2 separate regions of the Homo sapiens genome follow, and region 1 is linked to region 2. Evidence: read pairs that join two places in POLR2A ChIA-PET (ENCODE). Cell type or tissue: OCI-LY7. All regions are shown on one strand.

Region 1 (2,500 bases), 310 kb before region 2:
TTCTAAGGAAACATAGTGGAATGGTTCACAAGGACATTAAACATTAAACATAACTGTGGTCATTTTCTCCTTTCTATGCTTGTTAATTGTTGTTTGGACCACTGCCCATTCATGAAATACTTACTGAATGCTTACTCTATGCCAGAAACCATATTCTGGGGACAGAGGGATGACTACAACAGGCCTGGTCCCTGCCCTCATGAAACTCACATTCAAGTGGGAAGGCTGACAATAGTATACTAGACAATAGTATACTAGATACACATGAGATTATTTCAGATAAAACACCGTATGGGATTAAGTGATTCAGGAGATGGGAATAAGAGTGGTCAGTGAGGCCTTTCTGAGAATGTTGACATTAAGGCTGAGAGCTAAGGTTGATATTATCTCTGTTTTATAGATAAGAAGACTGTAGCTCAAATTTTAAAATTTCCTCAAGATTCCACAGGTATATAGCACAGTCAAGATCTGACCTTCACCCAGCAGACTTCAGTCTGTATCTTTGGCAAGGCATTGAACAGATTGTGCTGAAAGGCAGCATGGTAACATGCAAGGGAAAAAAGCGTTGCTTCCTCATCTGTAAATTGGCGATAATAAAATCTACCTTAGAGGACTGATAAGAGGACTAAAGATCATATAAGTAAATAAAGCCCTAGGCAAGCAGGAGATAAGTGCACAGCAGTGCTCCATACGAAGCCCATTATTGTCATTGGCATAGAGAGTTGTGTGATATCTTTCCTCCAAAGACTGAAAACTTCCTGGAGTAAAGAACCGGCCTCACTCTTCTTTATCCCCATAGTAGCAGCATACTTGGTGCTCAGCATAAATTGGCTGAACTAACTAGTCTACACGTATGGTTTCTTCCACTAACTTCTATTGACTCCTCCATAGCAATGGTAACCAAAGCCCATCTGCTATGTCTTTAAGGTTTCTCCTAAAACTAGCATGTATGTTAGTTTCAAGTTTCTTGGATTCGCTGTTGATTTTAATCATTATTCCTTTCATAATTTGATTATATAATACATCTAACAACCCTTGATTAGCCCAAGGATATTATTCCATTTTCTGACAGTCCAGACCCTCTGCTCTTCCTCTGTCTCTCACAGATTATTGCTTTTAGACATTTCATGACTCACTAATATCTAAAACAGATGGCAGGCAGGGGACACAACAAGAATTGATCTTCAAACCAGTCTATTTTTTAGAAAGTCTGGTAAGTAGGTTTTATAAAGAATGCACTACCATTAAGTAGACAAAAAGGAGTTTGGATTCACTGGAAACTCATGTTGTCTATGTATGGCTGCAGGCAATTACTATGGAAAAGTGAAAATAGGGCAGTCATGCAACTATAAAATAATGGCATGCATTGGAAAATTCAGTACGATATATGACTACAATCAACCTTGTTATAGATATATCACCCTATCTTTGAAAATAAAGATTCAGTATTTGAAATCATGTTAGCTTATTTGAGAATCAAGTGTATTAATTTGTGCAATGAACTATATAAGCTGAGAACAGATTTTCACAAATGTTTTCTATTTCTATTGATAACCCTAGATGCATTTTCCATTTTAGCCTCATGTTCCCTTTGAATCCTCGCTATATCTACTTAAAATTTTCTACTGGGATTTTTGGATAAAAGCTATGTAATTACATGTTCTTTTGTGAACTGAATTGGTTTCAGGGTTTGGTTCAACAAATTAAACCCTGCCTAAGTGATTTAAACAGGGACTATTCCAACCCAAATTATGACTTCATTTGACCTGAAGCAAAGGCAACTCTATTTGAGATCTTGGCCTCAAATAAAAAGCTAAGAAAACTCCAACATCCCTCCCTACCTTGCAAATCTGGTTGGCCTGTCATGATATGACTGGTTTTGCTGATTCTGTGGCCCCTTTTATGGCACAGCTTGTTCAAACCAAAGTTTCTATAACATAAAAAGGGTGTGTTGCATGAATACTGTAAAAATTCTTGATGATGAATCCCAGTGTTCCTGTTAATATGTGCTTAAAGGTTTCTGGTAGTTTCCAGAATAACTATGCGAATTGATACTCTCCTTTAGTGACATGGCACAGACAGGTAACTGCAGAGAAGACTTGTATTCAGGCAGTACTCCTTTAGTTCTCCAAAGCAGCAGAACCACAGAAACAATCACAAGTGCTATTAAGACCTTAACCAACATAATAGTGCATTTCCACTATTGACCAAGGGTTGCTAACGTCTTCTCTTCTAACAAGGAACACCTGATCATGAGTCAAAGCGTGAATGACCGAGCCACAGTAATCACCATGCTGGATAGAGAGAAATCAGCCAGGAGGTAGCACTATGTCCTCTGCCTAGGTAGAAGGCCACTCTACTTTGCCATAAGCTAAACTAATGGAATAGGAGATGGAATAGAAGGAGGGCGAAGGTTCTGGAGAAAAGAGAATAGTAGTAATAATACTGGTTAAAATGGGTTCTAGCCCAATGACATCCTTAGGGTGTCTAGAAGAAGAAA
Region 2 (2,500 bases):
GGTCTCAGAGAGAGAGAGAGAGAGAGAGAGAGAGAGAGAGAGAGGTGTACAGGGTCTCACTCTATAGCCCAGGCTGTGGCATGATCTTCACTCACTGCAACCTCTGTCTCTTGGGTTCAAGCAAATCTCATGTCTCAGCCTCCCGAGTAGCTGGGATTACAAGCGTGTGCCACCACACCTGGCTAATTTTTGTATTTTTAGTAGAGACCGGGTTTTACCATGTCGGCCAGGCTGGTCTCAAACTCCTGACCTCAGGTGATCTACCCACCTCAGCTTCCCAAAGTGCTGGGATTACAGGCCACCACTCCTGGCCATACTCTCAATTTTTAAATGCTGGCTACTAAAAATTTAAAAACTACCTCTTTAGGCCGGGCGCGGTGGCTCATGCCTGTAATCCCAGCACTTTGGGAGGCCGAGGTGGGCGGATCACCAGGTCAGGAGATCGAGACCGTTCTGGCTAACACAGTGAAACCCCATCTCTATTAAAAGTACAAAAAATTAGCTGACTGTGGTGGCACGTGCCTGGAGTCCCAGCTACTCGGGAGACTGAGGCAGGAGAATCGCTTGAACCCGGGAGGTGGAGGTTGCAGTGAGCCGAGATCGTACCACTGCACTCTAGCCTGGGTAACAGAATGAGACTCCATCTCAAAAAAAAAAAAAAAAATTACCTCTTTATGTCAGATTCAACCTGTGAGATGCCAAATTGTGATCTCTGCCATATCATGTATGTGTTTATTTAGAGACCTTTTATTTTCTGTGTTGCTTTGAGGTCATTGATTCCAGAATGTGGTTTAATATATGTGCTGAATGATTTATTTATCATACACAGTAAGTTTTATACATATTCACTTTAAAGTATGCATATATTATATAACTAGATGGAGTTAACACCTCTTTTTTATTTTTATTTTTTAAAGATATTCAATGCAGGAAATGTATGATGTAGTATCGGGAGTGGAGGATTACAAGCATTTTGTTCCTTGGTGCAAAAAATCAGATGTTATATCAAAGAGATCTGGATATTGTAAAACAAGATTAGAAATTGGATTTCCACCTGTGTTGGAGCGATATACATCAGTAGTAACCTTGGTGAAACCTCATTTAGTAAAGGTAACAGTTTTGTTTTTTGTTGTTTTTAAATATTCTTCCATATATTAACTTTGTCAAATGAGTTAAAATGTAATAGCCTAAAAAAACTTATTTAACCTAACAGGAGGAGGGTAAAAAATTTATTATATCTCCTAACTGTGTTACTTTATACAATGTTAGCATTATTCTTTCCAAATAGAAATTTGAATATAATATGGGAATGGGAAACTTTTCCCTTTTTTTTCCCTTCTATTGAGGACTACTGACCCACAGGACAGATCACTTGCGCCACCCAAGTGGGAAATGTTTTAATTTAATTTTTCAACTGTTTTAAAATATGAATTAAATACTTTTATTATTGGGGGAAGAGTAAATTTGTTTACTAAATATATAGTTTTTTAAGTTAAAGAAGGAATGGTGGGGAAGAAGGAAGGAAAAAAATTAAAGTGGTGAGAGGATAAAGAAAGGTAGAAAAGATATAGGCATAGCGCTGTGGCTCACGCCTTTAATCCCAGCACTTTGGGAGGCCAAGGCGAGCGGATTACGAGGTCAGGAGTTCAAGACCAGCCTGACCAACATGGTGAAACCCCGTCTCTACTAAAAATACAAAAATTAGCCGGGCGTAGTGGTGCTTGCCTGTAATCCCAGCTACTCAGGTGGCTGAGGCAGGAGAATCACGTGAACCCGGAGGCAGAGGTTGCAGTGTGCCGAGATAGTGCCGCTGCACTGCAGCCTGGGCAACACAGTGAGACTCTGTCTCAAAATTAAAAAAAAAAAAAAAAGATATAAATATGTCATGTCAGGCAGCTGAGATGGGAACCCAAGAAGTTGAGGCTAGAGAGAGCTGTGATTAAGCCACTACACTTCAGCCTGGGCAACAGAGTGAGACAGTGTCTCAAAAAAAATTAAATAAAAATGAAAAGAAAAAATATAAAAATATTGGGGGGCAAAGTGGCTCACGCCTGTAATCCCAGCACTTTGGGAGACTAAGGTGGGTGGGTCACCCGAGGTCAGGAGCTTGAGATTAGCCTGGCCAACATGGTGAAACACCGTCTCTACTAAAAATACGAAAAAATTAGCCAATATGGTGGCAAGTACCTGTAATTTCAGCTACTCAAGAGGCTGAGGCAGGAGACTCACTTGAACCCAGGAGGCAGAGGTTGCAGTGAGCTGAGATCGCGCCAGTGCACTCCAGCCTGGGCAACAAGAATGAAACTCTGTCTCAAAAAAAAAAAAAAAAAAAAAAAAAAAAAAATATATATATATATATATATATATATATATATACACACACACACACACACACACACACACACATACATACACACACATATATATATACGTATATATATATATACACACACACACACATATATATATATACATATATATGTATAAACATTGTTGAGAT

Evidence for each region. Peaks named below come from ENCODE experiments on the same cell type or tissue, not always from the same donor. Only the 100,000 strongest peaks of a DNase experiment are listed, where the experiment ranks them.
Region 1: POLR2A ChIA-PET joins it to region 2 with 6 read pairs; 3 of 35 experiments call an interaction of 5 or more read pairs at or near these places.

The regions. Positions count from the first base shown.
Region 1 is chr2:197,147,497-197,149,996 of GRCh38, forward strand. All of the region lies in intron 2 of ANKRD44 (ankyrin repeat domain 44), which reads right to left. Among named protein-coding and RNA genes, the nearest start is that of ANKRD44-AS1, 49 kb to the right of the region's middle. In OCI-LY7, no CTCF peak of the experiment used is centred here; no DNase peak of the experiment used is centred here; H3K27ac peaks cover 1,823 bases.
Region 2 is chr2:197,461,622-197,464,121 of GRCh38, forward strand. It overlaps COQ10B (coenzyme Q10B), which reads left to right. Exons shown (of 5, transcript NM_025147.5): 3 at 918-1,110. Among named protein-coding and RNA genes, the nearest start is that of COQ10B, 9.3 kb to the left of the region's middle. In OCI-LY7, no CTCF peak of the experiment used is centred here; no DNase peak of the experiment used is centred here.